2 separate regions of the Mus musculus genome follow, and region 1 is linked to region 2. The links are chromatin loops, found by intact Hi-C in ENCODE. Cell type or tissue: left cerebral cortex. All regions are shown on one strand. Links, peaks and the distances in the headings refer to the core of each region. The heading gives the core; the rest is flanking DNA. Region 1 overlaps Cdc42bpa (CDC42 binding protein kinase alpha). Region 2 has its middle 19 kb from the start of Gm31668.

Evidence for each region. A loop is a pair of places that touch in the nucleus more often than their neighbours do. Peaks named below come from ENCODE experiments on the same cell type or tissue, not always from the same donor. Only the 100,000 strongest peaks of a DNase experiment are listed, where the experiment ranks them.
Region 1: a loop joins it to region 2, with 4 times the contacts of the local background. A loop is called at or near these places in 14 of 42 quality-filtered maps.

The regions. Positions count from the first base shown.
Region 1 is chr1:180,136,743-180,146,082 of GRCm38, forward strand. It overlaps Cdc42bpa (CDC42 binding protein kinase alpha), which reads left to right. Exons shown (of 37, transcript NM_001359541.1): 23 at 1-15; 24 at 988-1,124; 25 at 1,690-1,829; 26 at 2,981-3,062; 27 at 4,600-4,816; 28 at 5,535-5,597; 29 at 7,665-8,258. It overlaps Gm38331 (a long non-coding RNA gene), which reads right to left. Exons shown (of 3, transcript XR_003948279.1): 2 at 9,207-9,278; 3 at 8,870-9,028. Among named protein-coding and RNA genes, the nearest start is that of Gm38331, 6.9 kb to the right of the region's middle. In left cerebral cortex, for the core only: a CTCF peak has its summit at 4,426; DNase peaks (open chromatin) are centred at 4,346 and 4,643; H3K27ac peaks cover 363 bases.
Region 2 is chr1:179,854,832-179,864,171 of GRCm38, forward strand. No RefSeq gene overlaps it. Among named protein-coding and RNA genes, the nearest start is that of Gm31668, 19 kb to the right of the region's middle. In left cerebral cortex, for the core only: a CTCF peak has its summit at 4,566 (motif pointing right); a DNase peak (open chromatin) is centred at 4,597; H3K27ac peaks cover 557 bases.

The sequences.
Region 1 (9,340 bases), core at 1,002-9,001, 280 kb after region 2:
GCTGTTCCTGTGAAGGTAAGAAGCAGCCAGGAAAAGAAAGCTCTTGTTTATGACAGTACTGTTGCTAACAGGGCACATGGGCTCTAAGCAGACCATGCTCAGTGGAGTTAACTCTTATCCGACCCATAGTGAAAGCATGTAGACCACAACTCCACATGCTCCCGCCCTTCTGTATGTACCTTTATAGCCACTGAAACACATGGTTTCAGACGATTGGTAGAATGCTGCCATTTACAGGGCTGGGGGGATGGCGAAGTGAATGAGTGCTAACCACTGAAGCAGAAGGGCCAGAGTCAGGGTCTCCAGCACACATGTAAAGGACTGTGGCCCGGCTGTGATCCCAGGCCTCAGGAGGTACAGGTAGGAGACCCTTAAGGGTACTGGCATGCTGGACCAGTTGAACTGTTGAGCTCCAGGTTTGATGAGAGACTGGACCTCAAAATCAAGTGGGGAGTGGAAGATGGAAGAAGATGCCTGACATCAACCTTGGATTCCATATCATCACATACTGTGAACATGCAAACACATATACATACATGCATGCATACCACATGCTGAGAGAGCATTGAGTAGCTAAATGTCTGTTATTAACTCCTGGAAGGGGATTTCAGGGCTGATGACAAGTTGCCGTAGGATTAAAGAGCTAGAAACCCTCCAGAGAGCTCTTCTGTAGGGCTGTGCATAAGTCAGCCGTGGTACTCACCAGGTTGGGGTTGTTGGGTTTTTATCTATTTGGTTCTCACTTTGATCACTAGTATTAAAGAGAATAATAATATAAATAATAAAAATATTTACTACCTCTCATGAACTTCTGAACGGCAAGCAACTGGATTTGTTTCCCCTAGTAAAAAGTGGTTATTTAAAATAAAATAGAAAAAAAGCCTTTGTCTAACATAGCACCACGCGTGCAATTAGTGCCAGTGAATTTTTTTGTTGTTAAAATGAAATTTTATCTAAATTGTCTCCTTTTTTTTTTTCCTCCAAAAGTCTGTGGGTTCTCATGTCATATAACTTGTGTGAACAAAGCCCCGACGGTTTGCCCAGTTCCTCCTGAGCAAACTAAAGGTCCACTGGGCATAGACCCCCAGAAGGGAGTTGGGACGGCGTATGAGGGTCATGTCAGGGTAAGTACCTTGTTTGTCACTTAATAAACATAGTGCTTAAGAGAAAAGTTAATTACTCGAACTCATTTAAATAATATTTTAACTAGAGTCATGATTACATGCAAATGAACTCTAGAATATCACAAACTGTTCTGTCTTTCTGTATCTCGAGATTTGCAAATGTTGCAGTCATCATAAAGGAGTCTTGGGGCTCTGGTCTTACCTAAGAGGGAGGGTTAAGTTAGGAACTATGACGATGTTGGTTTGCTAGCCAGAGTAACACGCACAGTGTGACCTGAGTGTCAGGTTCATCTTATAACCATGTCTGCTTGTTACGCTTTTCTCTAAAAGCCATGAGTGACCTGCATTTAGTGAGTTGTCAGTTCAGAGCCCTCAGAAGCTGCTGGGAACTACAGTGTTCCCACTTTCCCCTCACTGTTGGCCCCTTGTCACTCTTGCAGTCTTAGCAGCGAGAGAGCAGGCCCAGGATAGGCGGGCGCGCACAGACTTCAGGTGCCACCTGCAGCTCACCATAATTCTCATTTGAGTTTTGTCTGTTTGTTTGTCTGACTGAAACTGAACCAAGATCCCTAAGCCGGCGGGAGTGAAGAAAGGGTGGCAGAGAGCACTGGCTGTGGTCTGCGACTTCAAACTGTTTCTTTATGATATCGCAGAGGGAAAAGCATCGCAGCCCACCTCCGTCATTAGTCAAGTGATTGACATGAGGTAAGGGCGAGGAATAAAGACAGATCTGTCACAGCAGCGTAGATCAAGGTTTATGGTCTTTCTTCTAGGTTACTATGTTTTGGTAAAATAATTTTGTGTCAGTTTTCAGGTTTAGCCCTACAGCTACATACTAGAAAGTTAAGGGTGGTTCTAGGGCAAGTTGGTTTGTGTCTTGAGTATGTGGAGTCAAAGTTGACATCTAAAAGACCAGTTATGTAGTAAAAGAGTCCTAATTATGCGCTGTTCAAGTCATCGTCTGAAACTGCAAAGTGACTGAGTGTAAGTGAAGGGGTAACTCTCCCACGGCCCCTGGACAACGCACTAAAGCAGCCAACACCTGAGAGTCTGTCTCCCTAGCACCACTGTCCAGACTCTTCGTGTGCCCTCAACACCTCCCTCCTTTCCTAGAACCTCGGGCATTGTCCTGGGGGTGGTTATTTTCTCCCACAGCTTCAGGCATTGCTTCTGAATGGTGGGTCCCACTTGTCTCCTATTCAGGCACAGCCATTGCTAAAAATGCACATTCCCCCTATGCCTAGTATCTGAAGCACAGTGAAATACACAGGGAATATCAGCAAGGGCGATGTGGCAGACCTGAAAAGTGAGGAGCTAGCGCTAGCAAAGGGCCATTCCTCAGCCCACATGGTCACGGATAGCCTGGACAACAGCAAGACTGTCTGTTACAAGGAATGCAAGACGGAGTCAAGACTTAAAGGCAGAGGGAGTAGGGGACTCATGACTCATCGCAGGAGCAAGGAGTAAGCCACTCCTCACAGTCAGGGGAGCAGACACAGCACACATGAGACTCATTATGGCAGGCAGGAGAGTCATTAGGAATTCTGGAGGCTAACAAAAGCTGCTTCTGGCTGTGTGCTTCCTGGTCTTGTGTACCTTTGTGGGTCACTGTTATGTCTGGTGTAATGCACCACTGCCAGGTCACTCCTGATGAATTACCTTGAGTACTGTTAGTCATTATGTAGGGGAGTCTTGTACTTTGTTTTTTTGTTGTTGTTGTTTTGCTTTAAATTGAGCTTGGGTGTTTATACAGTTAAGCTTTGAGGATTGCTTTGTATATGTTATTTGGGTATATAAGCAAAACCATACACACACAGCAACATGTAACAACCTTAAATGTTTAACTTTTATTTCAGAGATGAAGAATTTTCTGTGAGTTCAGTCTTAGCTTCTGATGTTATTCACGCAAGTCGAAAAGATATCCCCTGTATATTCAGGGTAAGTCTATGAGTCGAAAAGATATCCCCTGTATATTCAGGGTAAGTCTGTGGATGACTGAGCACATACAGGCTTTGGGTTTGTGCACATTTGTTTGTGTGCACACATGTTTGTGTGCACATGCATGTGAAGGGTAGACGGTGACATCAGCTATCTTCCTTGACTGCTCTCCACATTGTTTACTGAGATGGAGTCTCACTGAACCTGCTGCTAGCAGCTGTAGCTAGTTTAGCTCGCCAGTTTGCCCCAGCCATTCCTGGCTCTACCTCTGGAGCTCTGGGGCAACAGACAAACCCACCTAGCTCTTACCTGGGTTCTGGGGATCCAAACTCTGACCCTCAGGTTTGTGTAGCATGTGCTTTATCCACTGAGCCAACTCTCCAGCACCTAATTACTTGTTTTTAATGAATATATTTTGCTACTCTGTATAAATCATAAAGTTACTGGAACAACACCTAGACCTAGTACTCATTTATGTATCCGTACCATCCATGGATGCAAAATTGTGCTAAGACTTGTAGAATACATCAGTGTTTCTAAAGTATTCTTCATGTTCTATAATGTTTTTGAGTCCCAGTTAACCTCTAAATAAATATTATCTCATGCAGTTCTTCAAATTAAAAAAAAAAAGTTGCTCTCTATAAAACTCTCATTGTAAAAATTGTGATTCAGTTGTCTACTTCTTTATAACAAATATTCCAAAATGTGAATAGTGCTCGTCTGTCTCTGTTGTGTATGAATCTTACATCCAAGGAAGGTCAGAGATTAAACCTAGTCTCTCACTTTCCAGGCCAGCAGCTGTTTATTCTCCCCTAGCTATCTAGGGAGCCTATAAAGGTTCACTTACCTGTAACTAATTTGCAGTAGAATTGTATTGTCACTGATGTTTAAAGCATATGTAAGTATGTAAAGGGTGTCTATACATTTATGTAGCGTGTATATTATATACATAATAAATAATAGCTTAAAAGTGCTCTGATTGATTTGTAAACTTTATTTGCATACTGTTTCTAGTGCTCTTGTCTTCTTTAATGAGAATATAAAAGGTTGTCAGGAAGCACTAAGACTTTGGGAACAGTCTGATGCAGTGCTTCAGAGCACTGGGACGCGCTCTGCTCCACGCTCGTGAGATTGCTCACTTTCCCTTTACCGTGGAGTCTCACATAGACGCTTAGGTTATAATCATACTTGTTGTCTCCTGAAGCTGTTAAGGGGTGAAATGAGTTAATACTTGTAAGTTACTTTTCTTCCTGGTACTTGATAATTTTGTGTCAGTTATGAAATTGGTGTCTACATTATTTTATAGCATTATGTAACACAGCATGAAATGAAAGTCACACTTGGACTTGTATCACCTCCTGCTGTTTGAATTGTAGTGTTACAGTGAGACACTTTCACTCAGTGCAACTAAAGTGTGCTAAAGTGATAATTTAATAAATGCTCATTTTACTGATGAGTGCTAAGCAGATGAGCGTAATTCTGAAGCTAGCATTAGAGATGTCTGTTTTCTAATATTGTGACTATTAAATTGTTTTAGGTCACAGCTTCCCAGCTCTCAGCACCTAGTAACAAATGTTCCATCCTGATGCTAGCAGACAGCGAGAATGAGAGGAGTAAGTGGGTGGGAGTGCTGAGTGAACTCCACAAGATTCTGAAGAAAAACAAGTTCAGAGACCGCTCAGTGTATGTCCCCAAGGAGGCGTACGACAGCACGCTACCCCTCATTAAGACAACGCAGGCCGCTGCAATCATAGGTAGGACTCTATACCACTCAGTGTCGTGACTGTCCACTGGCTACCTTTTGAGCTGGTGCTGCGTCTCACATAGGAGTCCCCAGTGTCCGGGGTAATGTTTAGAGGTTCGTGGGATGGAGGCGCCTTGGCCAGGCTGGTGGGTTAGCGCCTACACGAGTGCAAGTGTATTAGCTTCCTAAAATGCACTAGTGCCGAAGCCCAGCTGCTCGTGGCCGTCTCTGCTTTTGTGATTGGGACAAGGTAATTCCTAGAGTGCGGGCTTCTTTTCTAATGTGCAGTGGAGGAATCTGAAATCCTAGCGTGCTCAGCCTGCCACCAGCAAACAGCAGCTCCCTCTCGTGTGTGGCTGTTTCCCTTTGCTCCGCTCTGAAGCACATGGCCCACTTCCCCTGCTTTCTAGTAAACAATAGGAAGTTTAGTGAGTGGGAGTCAGATTCCTTTCACGTGTTTCCAGAGTGGGTGGTGTCTGTGACACTAACAAACTAGGTTGTTAATTTTATTGTTATTGAATAAGCAGTTACTTCTTTTGATAGGTACTAAAGCAGGTTTTTTTAATTGATAGTTCTATTTTTATTTGCCACTGTAATCTGAGAGGAAACATTTTGATATTGTTATTTATCTTTACTATTGCACCAAATATTCTCATTATTTGCTTTATTCTGGTATCTTTACATTACCTTTATCTGATGAAAATGTTTTATGTTTGTGTCTTACATAGATCATGAACGGATAGCTTTGGGAAATGAAGAAGGATTATTTGTTGTGCATGTCACCAAAGATGGTAAGAGAAACCCCAGTTATTTCAGAGAAACCTTAAATTATATATTAGAAAGCTCTTGAACCTGGAGTTTAAGAGCAGGATTCTGTTATGAAAATTTCTAGATATAATTTAATATTTTTTAAATCAAAAGATTTCTGGTTTTCTCTTTTTTTCTCTTTTGAGACAGGGTTTCACTTTGTAACTCTGGTTTTCCTAGAACTCACCCTGTAGACCAGGCTGGCTAAACTTACAGATCTGCCTGTTTCTTCCTCCCAAGTGGTGGCATTAAAGGTGTGTGCCACTACGCCCAGCTTTAAATCAAAAGATTTGTTCAATTCTGTTGTCCCTTTTAAGTTGTAAAGCCTCAGTCCTGTGTTATCCCTGCCACATGAAAGAAAACTACACGCCGCTTTCCATCCTTGGCGGTGCTGTAAGAAGTCGGGTCTGAAATCGCCGTGCTCCAGTGCAGTCGGGGTTTAACTCCCTGGGGGAAATTAAGTACTGAGTGAAATAAAACAAAACGAATCGAGTTTGCTATTCATAAACATAACACTGAAGTTCTTAAGTTCTGTCTTTCTATCAGGTTAGATATTGAGAAAGCAATTCATTTAAACTTGATGAGCGTGTTATCCATAGCAAGACCCTGAGAAGGGTAGGAAGCTCCGTCAGTCAGTGAAGTACTTGCCCTGAAATCATTTGATTTCCAGAAACCACATAAAAGGCTGGACATGTGTGTGCTTGTGATCACAACCAACACTGGGATGGCCGAGGCAGATGGATGGACTCCTCTTAGCACTGGCCAGCCACCCTAACCTTCCAAACCCAGATCCCAGAGAGAGAGCCTGACTTAGTAACAGAGGGGGGTGAGCAGGATAACTCAGCACATGAAGGTGCCAAGCAAGCCCGGTGACCTGAGCTTGATCCCTGGAACCCACATAAAGGTGGACAAAGAAAAGTGACTCCACACGGCTGTCCTCTGACTGGCATACCTATGCTGTAACATGTACCCACACACATACACAAGTTAAAATTTTAACTTAAACAAACAAACAAAACCAAAACAAACAAACAAAACCTCAAGGCAGATAGCTCCTAAGAACCAACATCCTAGGCTGATTTCTGGTGGCAACACACTTGTGCATGCATACACAGCCACACGTACACACAAAAAAGAAATACCTGAAGGGGTGGTGCTAGAAAGATGACTCGACTGTTAAGAGCTGGCTACTCTTGGGTCACACGGCCCCCAATGGAGGAGCTAGAGAAAGCATCCAAGGAGCTAAAGGGATCTGCAACCCTATATGTGGAACAACAATATGAACTAACCAGTACCCCGGAGCTTTTGTCTCTAGCTGCATATGTATCAAAAGATGGCCTAGTCAGCCATCACTGGAAAGAGAGGCCCTTTGGACTTGCAAACTTTATATGCCCCAGTACAGGGGAACGCCAGGGCCAAAAAGGGGGAGTGGGTGGGTAGGGGATGGGGGGGGGGTGGGTATGGGGGACTTTTGGGATAGCATTGGAAATGTAAACGAGGAAAATACCTAATTTAAAAAAAAAAAAAGAGCTGGCTGCTCTTACAGAGGAACCAGGGGTTCAGTTCCCCATACCCACATGATAACTCACGCCATCCACAACTTATGTTCCAGGAGATCTGATGCCTTCTTCTGGCTTCTGTGGACACAGGCATGCAAATGATTCAGAGACACATGTACACAAAACACCCGCATACATAAAATAAAACTTGAAAAGAAATACCTAAAGAGAAACATGAGTTTCTCTGTTACTTAGATTTTAAAAATAGGAACTTCAGAGTGAAATTCCTAGATTTTAGTACCAAAAAGCAAACTTTGTGAAGCATAAACATGCTTTTTTTTTTTTGTCTTGACTGACAAAAATCTCAGTGTTGAACTTAATGCCAACTATCAGTGGGCTAAATGATCTGATAATGGGTTTAATTATCTTCCTTTCTCTCTCTGATTTTTGGCCTTTGTTACTTTTGTGTATATGTGTCTTTAATGAGTTGGGTTATATACTTTGGGGTTTAATTTAGATGTGTTTAATGTTGTTGCCTCTTCCTTCATGTAGAGATTGTTAGAGTTGGTGATAATAAGAAAATCCATCAGATCGAACTCATTCCAAGTGACCAGCTTGTCGCTGTGATCTCAGGCCGAAATCGCCACGTCCGACTTTTTCCTATGTCAGCCTTGGATGGGCGAGAGACGGATTTTTATAAACTGGCAGAGACTAAAGGGTGTCAGACCATAGCTGCTGGGAAAGTGCGCCACGGAGCTCTGTCCTGCCTGTGTGTGGCCATGAAGAGACAGGTCCTCTGCTATGAACTGTTCCAAAGCAAGACCAGGCACAGGAAGTTTAAGGAGATTCAAGTCCCATGTAATGTCCAGTGGATGGCCATCTTCAGTGAGCATCTCTGTGTGGGATTCCAGTCAGGATTTCTCAGATACCCCCTGAATGGAGAAGGAGGTCCATGCAATATGCTCCATTCAAATGACCATACACTGTCATTCATTTCACACCAACCAATGGACGCTCTCTGTGCAGTTGAGATCTCCAACAAAGAGTACTTGCTGTGTTTTAACAGCATTGGGATATACACAGACTGCCAGGGCCGAAGATCCAGACAGCAGGAACTGATGTGGCCAGCAAATCCTTCCTCCTGTTGTAAGATTCTTTCTTGTTGTCTGCCTTCTTCCTTTTTTGCTTTTCCATTTATTTTAAATATAATCACTTTTACTAACAGCTTATTTTTTTAATCATTCTTAAGGTCTTCCACAAATACTAATTATGTTGCTTATGTAAAATAACCATATATTGTAAAAACCTAGACAATCAGGGTCAGTATTAAATGCTTTTAAGTAAAACTAATCCTTCTGTGGAAAACCTACTGGGATACATTGTTTTTTAATCTCCATGTTGTTATGTTTTGAAATAATCCCAAATCATTATCTTCATTGTCACCCCTAGTACAGTGAGTGTTCTTAAGTAGCAGTACCACATGAGACCCATGGGGAAGTTACTAAGTGAATTGTTTAACTAGTTCTCAGCAGGTAGAATGTAGCCTTTATTCAGAGTGCTGCTCTGCTTTATAGTTTATAGGGTTTTAGTGCTGTCAATAGACCCCATGACCAAGGCAACTATTATAATGGACAGTATTTAATTGGGGCTGGCTTACAGGTTCAGAGGTTCAGTCCATTATCATCAAGACAGGAACATGGCAGAGTCCAGGCAAGGATGTTGTAGGAGGAGCTGAGAGGTCTAAGGCTGCTAGGAGAAGACTGGCTTCCAGGCCGGAAGAGGGTCTTAAAGCCACACCCACAGTGACACACTTATTCCAACAGGGCCATACCTCCAAGTAGTGGCTCTCCCTGTTCCAAATATTCAAACCATAGCAAGGTTTATACATAGATTTCAATGTACTTATTTCACTTTTTCTGTAAAAAAATAAGATTGCTATGTCATTTAATGCTTTTATCACGGAATAATAATAATCACTATTGAATACATATTATTTTACTATATGAGATGAAGTCTTGAGTGAAATAGATGCAACGCATTCTGCCTGCACAGCATAGGGAAGACTCCCGGCAGAACAGTAGAGTGCCATGTTACCGTTGCTGTCAGCAGAGTGTCTGATCCGCAGTGCTTTGTTTGCAGTGGAAATCTCTTGAGCCTGTTTGAATGCTGTGAGGAAAGAGCCATTGGAGGATCAGTAAGAAAGGTGGACTATTTTAAAACTGCAGAAA
Region 2 (9,340 bases), core at 714-8,713:
CTAGCTGTTTCTTTCTGAGTGTCTTCATTTAAGACAGTGGTTCTCAAGTTGGTGAGTGCATCTGAGTCATGCAGAGAATCTGTTAAAACACCTGAGTTTCTTTTTTTTTTTTTTAAAGATTTACTTATTTATTATATGTAAGTACACTGTAGCTGTCTTCAGACACTCCAGAAGAGAGAGTCAGATCTTGTTATGGATGGTTGTGAGCTACCACGTGGTTGCTGGGATTTGAACTCCTGACCTTCGGAAGAGCAGTCGGGTGCTCTTACCCACTGAGCCATCTCACCAGCCCCCCATACCTGAGTTTCTGATGGAGTAGAATTGGAATGAAGCCCCCACAACAGCTTTTTCCAAATTCTTAGATGATGCAGACTTTGCCAGTTTGAAAAAAATCACTTTAAACACCACTGGCCAGGCTGAGAGTCAGGAGAGTGCCTAGTGAAGCACTTCGTCTACAAGCACCAGTTCAGATCCCCTGCACCCACATAAAAAACTGGATGTAGGTATCATCCCAACACTAGGATGGGGAGAAAGAGGAGCCTGGGGCTTGATGACCAGATAGTCTAACAGAATCAGTGAACTCTGCATTCATTGAAAGACCCTATCTCCAAAAATGTGAGGTGGGACTGCCAAGTTGGCTCAGGGGTTAAATGTACCTGCTAGCCACCCAACTCACCAACTCTTACACGTTGTTTTTTGACCTCCACATGTGTGTCATGGCGTGCAGGTACCCTTCCCCCCATACATACACACATACACACACAAAATAAATTCATGTAATAATTTAAAAAAAAAAAAGGTAAGGTGGAGAGCAACTGAGGAAGTTGCCCTGACATTGGCTTCTGAATGCTTGTGCTATAGGTGTGCACACACCTGCACACACTCACTGTACACACACAAAAACGTGTGCATCTGCACAGCACACATACAGCCCTGGGTTAAGATATCCCTGGTGGTACATGTCTGTGATGCTGGTAGTTAGGAGACAGAAGCAGGAGCACCTGCGAAACTCAAGGGGAGCGTGAGCTACACATCCAGTCCCAGGCCAGCTAGGGCTACTACACAGCTAGAAAAGAAAAGAAGAGAAAAGGAGAGGAGAGAAGAGGAGAGGAGAGGAAGAGGAAGAGGAAGAGGAAGAGGAAGAGGAAGAGGAAGAGGAAGAGGAAGAGGAAGAGGAAAGAAAAGAAAAGAAAAGAAAAGAAAAGAAAAGAGGAAGGACAAAAATATGCATACATCAGGGGCTGGTGAGATGGCTCAGCAGGTAAGAGCACTGACTGCTCTTCTGAAGGTCCTGAGTTCAAATCCCAGCAACCACATGGTGGCACACAACCATCTGTAACAAGATTTGGCACCCTCTTCTGGAGTGTCTGAAGACAGCTACAGTACCTTTACATATAATAAATTTTAAAAAAATATTTATTAGGGGCTGGAGAGATGGCTCAGCGGTTAAGAGCACTGACTGCTCTTCTGAAGGTCCTGAGTTCAAATCCCAGCAACCACATGGTGGTTTACAACCACCTGTAACAGGATATGATGCACTCTTCTAGTGTGTGTCTGAAAACAGCTACAGTGTATTTATATATAATAAATAAATCTTTAAAAAGTATTTATTAAAACATTAAGCATACATCAAAACAAACAAACCCTACCGGTTATGATATGATTCCAGGTTGGTGGTTAGGAGTGGCCATCTCAGTCGAACCGTTCACGTTGCAAGCTGCTGGGGCACAGGAGCACAGATGCCGCACTGTTGGGAGCACGAGGAAAGCACAAAACTGTACAAAGCTACCTAACCTAGCTCCTACCAGGAAATATTCACGGCGCTATTTATATTTTACTTACCTTTACTTTCATTGCAACAGAAAGACCTAACTGTGCTTGGACAGCGAGGAGGAGCACACCAATGTGCAGCCCAGCGCAGAGGCTGTCCTCTCTGATCCTATGGGAGCCCCTTCCCATTGTCCTCATTGGTCATTTCTCCATGCTGTATCACCCAAGCTGTCCTGCAACTCATGGGCTCAAGTCATCCCGCTGCCTCAGCTTTCCCAGTAGCTGGGGCCACAGGCATGCGCTACCATGCTCCGCCTGCGCACGTTACTTTTAAGAGTACAAATACGTCTCGGAATTTCACGGTAACACTGACGCCTGAAGGGAGACCCCATTTTACTTTCTCTGGCCTTGCTTGCTGTTGCCATGGCAATTCTCCCTATATGCTCTAGCTGAGTATCTGGTTGTCGCCTGTCCATGCCACCCTCCCAGCCTTGCAGGACCCATCTCTGGAGGTTCTGCAGCCAGGCTCAACGATGCTGCTGATGTCTGGACACGGAGTTGGAGTTAGAAGAACTGCTAGAAAGCAAATCCCTGATGCATGCATGTCCTGTGTAGAAAGAGGAAGCCTAAGGGTGCAGAGAGATGTGTTTTGTTCTCATTGGTCAGTAAATTTCCCCAGACCATTCACACACTATTCCCGGTGCTGGGAACAAAATTCCTAAATAAACTGTGGTTTGCATTCTTCCTCTTCATTTTTTTAAAAGATTTATTTATTTGTTTTATGTATATGAGTACACTGTAGCTGTCTTCAGACACAGTAGAAGAGGGCATCAGATCCCATTGCAGATGGTTGTGAGCCACCATGTGGTTGTTGGGAGTTGAACTCAGGACTTCTATGAAGAGCAGTCAGTGCTCTTACCAGCTGAACCATCTCTCCAGCCCTGCAGTTTGCATTCCTTACCAGGAAGAATAGAAGACAATGTGCTGGTAATATGCACTTTTTCTTCTTGTATAACAACACAATTTAATTTTTGCCATGACTTTAATTTAGTTTTTAAAACCCTTAAATTGCATTTTATGTGTTTGAGTGTTTTGCCTGCATGTATATCTGTGTACCATGTATATGCCTGGTCTCCTAAGAAGCCAGAAGAAGGCATCAGATCCTTTGGGACTGGAGTTACAGTTGATTGTTAGCCTACAAGTGGCCTTAACCACTGAGACATCTCTCTAGTCCTGGGTCTTTAACTCTAGAGCCATGGGTAGTCTCTGCATAGAGCTGTGGTCTGACGTTGTCTTCTCTATGATAATATACTGTGTACACCCGGCTCCACACTATTCTTCCTATCGTGGTTGTTTATAGCAAATGTTAAACAGTGTCTTAAATTGTTGATTATTTATTTATTTATTTATTGCTTTTCGAGACAGGGTTTCTCTGTATAGCCCTGGCTGTCCTGGAACTCACTCTGTAGACCAGGCTGGCCTCGAACTCAGAAATCTGCCTGTCTCTGCCTCCCAAGTGCTGCGATTAAAGGCATGCACCACCACTGCCTGGTGATGATTTTATTTTCCATACTATGCTTTGGGAGATTTTTTTTTTAATAAAGAAAAATTTCCTCACTAATGTTACATGCCCCCCCCCCCGCCAGATAGTCAAACTAGAGACTTTATTATTTTTTTTTCCTACAAAGACTTCAGATCCAGTACTTTTTTACATACTTAAAAATGACCTAAAATGACCTATAGGGAAAATCTAGTAAGCTACAGCAAACAACAGATACTTGCATATATATATGCATATATATGTATATTATCATGATACAATTTATAATAATCAAGTTATACAATTAGCCTAGGGCCTACCAATAGTGAATGGGCAAAGAAAACATATATGTACACTGGATTGTCATCTAGCCATAAAGAACAAAATCATGTTGTTTACAGAAAACTGTCTAGAACTGGAGATCATCACATCAAACAAAATAAGCTAAACTCAGACAAATATTGCATAGTTTTGCTTGTTGTTTGAGATAGGGCCTCATGGAGCCCAGGTTGGCCTTGAACTTGGTGGAATTCGCTATGTTGCAGAGTATGGTATAGAACCCCTGAACATCCTGCCTTGGTATTTCAAGACTTTCCCACCAAGCCAACTTAACAAAATTTCTTTAATAAGCAGAACATTGATTTTTTTTTTTTAAAGAAAAGCATTAAATAGAAGGGAACTATTTGAAAGGAAGCGGGGACCAGGACAAAAGAGATTCATAAGGAGGGGTAAATGTGATTAATATACATTATAAGCATTAGGAAAATGTCACAATGAAACCCGTTATTTTGTACAGTTAATCTACACAGACGGAAAGCGGGAAATAATGACTTATCTGCAAAGACAGGCAAATTACAGATGCTTCTTGGCTTCTGATGGAGCTATGTTCTGATAAAGCCATTAAGCTGAGGACATGGTAACTGGAAAATATACCCATGCCTAGCTTACAAACATCCCGCTCTACAAGGCAGCATGGCCAGACTTGCGGGTGTTCACCTTCAGGATCTCTGGGCTGACCGGGAGCCCGGGCTTCCTGCTCCTGCCCAGCTTTGTGAGTGTTAGACCTCCTATTTAAAGGCCCGGGGCGGGGAGATCAAAACTGGGAAGTGAGGTGTCTACTGACTGCAAAACTTTCACATAATTAAAAAACTTAAAAAATATGAAGGTAGGATCTATCTGCGTAAACATTCGATAGGGAAAGAAGTGCTAAGGGTCCTAGGGGTCCCCTACGTGGGTGCCATTTGGGCTTTAATGTACTTCACCATTAGATGGCGCTATAGTAATAGACATAACAACTCAGTGACCAAGGCCTGGTCTTTTCACTCCAAGTAAGTTCAGAGAGTTCTAAATTGGCCTTTGTCAGCCCAGCAAAGGAGATTTGCTTCTGGAACCTCTGTGGTAAGACTCCATGGCAAGTCAGATGGAATGAATGCTAGAAACAGGGCTTTTTCTTCTTATTTTTTAAAACATATAAAAAAATCGTTATATGTATGCACGTGGGTGTCTATGTCTGGGAGCGTAGGTGCTCACTGAAGCCCTTGCGTCCCCTGGAGCTGCAGTTACACATGGTCATGCGCTGCCTTCTGTGGGTGCTGCGATCCTGACTTGGGTTCTCCGCAAGAGCTGTGTACACTTTAAACTGTAGACTCCTGCCCTTCTCCTCCCCCTTCTTCCTCCCCTCGCTCCCTCCTTCCCTCCCTCCCTCCCATCTTCTTTCTCTCACTCCCTTCCTTCTTCCCTCCCTGCCTCCCTCCTTCCTCTTCTTCCTCCTTGCTGGGAAGAATACTCAGGGCCTCGTGCAAGTCAGGCAGTCACTCAGCTACTGAGGTGCAGCTGTGCTCCAGAACTTGACTTCTGACTTCAGGATGCCCTGTGACCTCCAGACTCGGGGTCTGGAGCTTAAGCCCAGGAATGCTTCGTTAGACAGGTTGGGAGGCATTGTGAGACATCTTTGCATGTCTCCTGACGTTGTGACTCTTCTAAATGTGAATGCAAGAATGATAATGAATTAGTTTATGATTTTGCTTTTTGGAATAGAGTCTCAATGTATAGTTTAGGTGTCTGTGAACTCAGGTCCTGCTGTCTTTACAGTTCCTTACCACCATCCCCTGACAAAAATACTTTGTTGCCATCTATGGAGAGGGCTCCTGTTTATCCAACATCCAAACTGATACAATTCTTCCCACTAGTGTTTAACATCCTGTGTTTTCATCCTGTGTTAATTCTTTCATAAATGGATGGCTACGTATTTATCATTATTTATTTATTTATTTATTTATTTATTTGTAGCAGAGCAAATACACGGCAGCCTCTCACATTTGGGATGTGGGGAAGAAAAAAAATGGCTCTTCTCTGGTCCAGACCCTCTTCAGTTCCAAGCCACCTGCCCTTTGCTGTTCCCGACTTGTTTTCTACAGTGAGTCACAAGGTGTCCTCGTCAGGGATTCTGGGTCCCCAGAGGACATGGAAAACTGGGTCAAGGGAATACTCATGGCGGTTTAAAGGTTTTTCAAGAATGGCACGTTTGCTTTAATTTCTCACATAATTGAAAGGCTCCAATGGTATTAGAAAGTTAATGGGGCTGTGCGTGAGGCCGTAGAAATAGAAACAAATCCAGCTAGACCTACTTTCAGACAAAAAAAAACGAGTCCAAGAAGAAGGCACCGGTGAAACAAAGAGAACCGAGTAGGTTTTATTTAGAAATGTTTCCTGGCCTAGGAACCAGGGTTGCAGCCCCTCAGGGGGCCTTGAGGGACCTAAGCCTGCTGGGAGTTCAGGAGCTCGACATGTCACCCACAGGCTCACGGCCTGTTGACAAAGGGTGGCTCAGTTGGATGGCAGGCCTTGCTGTTAGTCTGTCCCACTGGGGGACCATGTCATCACCACAGCCAGGAGCTACTCTCTCTGTTCTGTGCTGGGCGCCATCCATCCTGCCTTGTCCTCCTAGGCTGGCACATTCCATGACAGTGAGAAAGTTGCCAGGGCAAACAAGCGAAAACCTTGTCTGTATGCCCACCGTGGGCAGAGAGCAAAGGACCTCCTGGCTCTTCCAACCTTCAGACCGATATCCACTACCTCTCTGTTTCTTTCTTAGGAAGTGGTTGCTGCCATCACAGTCTTTTACCTTCATTGGCCAGTGATCAGTGGGTGACCATGGGGCCACAGACACCCCACTGCTTGTGGGGCTGGAGATCTGGGTGCTCTGAAGGGAGGACACCTTACTTGCCTTTGGGCACTGGGAAAGACTAGTAGGAGCCAAGGCTTCTCTAGGCCCCAGAGTGGGTTTCTCCCCTAACACTCAGTCTGTCTCTGAATCGCAGACGTGTTCCCTCCCCACATCTGCTGAGAAATTACATTCCTGGAGAATCGCTGCTTCCTCGGGACGCTGGGAAATCTGCTGAGCTTCCTTGCAAGCATACCCAGGGTAGCCACTGCAGGGACCTTCCCAAGTAAAAAGGGCATCACACTCTTAAACACTCTTCATTGTGGCTTTACCCGGGAGTCTTACCTTCTAGCCACAGGCCACGATGAAACTATATAAGGGAGTAGCTACCAAATTTATTGTAGGTAAAACACCAATACATGTTAGCTTCAGATGGGGAAGGTGGGAGAGATCTGTAACGTGCAGCCTTTGCTTCTTTCTATGGTGTGAGTCTCTGGGACATGCATTTGGGGGAAAGTTCCCAGAAGGCTGTGCAGCCTGGGGAAGGAGCTGATGGAGGAAGAGGAAATGGGATTGTATTTGTGAAAGCATTGGGCTTCCAAGAGAGTGGGGGTTCAATGAATGGAGTCCTCCTGGCATAGAGAGGTTGAGAGATATTCTCCATGCTCCAAGTGGAGTCTGGGAAGCAAGTTGGGGACACGTGTCTTCCAGCTCTGTCCTTTGCTCTAGGCTGGCAGGAAGTGCTGGGAACTAACCTGAGAGTAAATATGGCAACGATTAGGGATACTTGGCCCAAGACACCTAATTTCTGAAATGAGAGTATGCTTTGAGATTGGAAATGTCCACACAGCTTTGCGGTAAAGGTCAGTGGTAGAGGCTTGCCTAGTAAGGCCATCTTTAGAGCCACTATAAAAACACATGTGTGTATATATGTATAAATTAAATGTCCATGCAATGGTCTGATTGATACCTCACAGTGAACAAGAAAATTCTGAAGTCCCTGGAGGCTTTTTCCCTTATTTTATGTGCATGAGTGTTTTGTCTGTATGTATGCATATGCATCATATATATGTCTCCTGCCTGGGGAGGACAGAAGAGGGAATCAGACCCCTGGAACTAGAGTTGTGAGCTGTCATGTGAGTGCTGGTAACTGAATCCCTGGTCCTCTGCAAGAGTAAGTGCTCTTAACTGCTGAGTCATCTCTCCAGGCCCTGGAGTTCTTAGAGTTAAATTATCATTATCATTACCACCACCACCACCACCACCACTAGCAGCAGCAGAAGCAGCAGCAGCAGGACCACCACCACCACCACCACCATCGTCGTCGTCATCATCATCATCATCATTGTGTTGAGATCAGAGGCCAGGTTTTGGAAGTTGGTTCTTACCTTCTACCATAGGATCAGGTCATCAGGCAATCAATCACCTTTACAAACAGCTATTTCGCCTTGAGTTTTAAAGTGAAGAACTTTCCTCATAGCTAGTTCTCAAAGTAGCTGTGGGTGACAAGATACATTTGCTTGGGCCGCATTCAGTGAGTGAGGCTGGATAAAAAGGTGGATTTGGTGGTTGGTGGTAGTTGATGACCCTCCCAGGAGCAGCCTGATCTGAACAGCTCCTTGCCTTGGGTCCAGGGGGAGCAGAGACGCTGGGGAAAACAGTGCCAGTCCTGTGGACACCATCTTTTAATAAGACACACATTTACAGACAGTGACTACTTGTGGCACTGTCTCCCATTCTCTTCTGTAGCCGGTACAGAACTCTCCCAGGCCCTCCTGTGACTCACAAAGGCTGGGAATTTCCTCCCAAGCCCTGAGAACCCTCTTCTGACATCTACCACACTAACCAAATTTCACCCTGTGGTATTTTGGAAAGAACGATGGAGAGTCAGGAGAATTAACAGGGCATAGAGCCTGGAGGCAGATAACAGCTCCAGTCTGGAGAGCTAAGGTCTCCCATCAGTGGCCCCCTCATAGGGAACCTGATGAAAGATGTTAACCAAGACTGAATTAAGGCCCAGTGTCCATACATTGTTCAGCTGTCAGACTGTTTGCCACTCTTCAGACAATGTGATGTTTGCAGTGGTGTGTGTGTGTGTGTGTGTGTGTGTGTGTGTGTGTGTGTGTGTGTGTGTGTCTGTCTGTCTGTCTGTCCGTTTTGTTTTTCCATGCCCAGCCTAGGCCACTGTCAGCACCGCAGGGTACAGCTGGTGTTGATGGGGCAGAAACGCTGAGTCACTGGCTGCTAAGTGACCCTCTTACATCATGCTATTGTCCTTTCTGTTAGGCCTTTGGGGACTCTGTTTTTGTTTTGTTTTGTTTTGTGTTTGCCTGGGGCCTGGCCCTGCTAGGAAATCAGAGTGTAGAAAACTCAGAGGCTGCCAGACTCCTGAGCCAATTGATCTAGCAGGACCGCAAGTCACTATGGGTCCTTTGAGAACACCCTGTACCCCATCAGTGGCCTGTAGCTCTCCATCTAGGGATGGGCTTTTTGATGTTTGTCCTATCTGAGTTGGCATGTTTACTGATGTCATTATAAAAGTCTTGGGTTTTTTTTTTTTTTGGAGCCAGAGTCTCATGTAGCCTAGGCTGACCTTGAACTGGATGTAGCTCAAAGAGTGATTCTGAACTAATCAACCTCCTACCCTCACTGCTCAGGTGCTGGTACTGCAAGTGTGCACCACTATGCCCTGCTGCCATTTCCATGTGCAGTATTTTATTTCTTCCTGTATATCAATATACCTTTATATAACTGGGTCCATATTATGCATTTTATTAAATGAAAATGTGCCCCAGCCCTGCCACTATCCTTTGCTAGGTTATTTGATTCCCTTCTGTCTTTTTTTTTTTTAAGATTTATTTATTTAT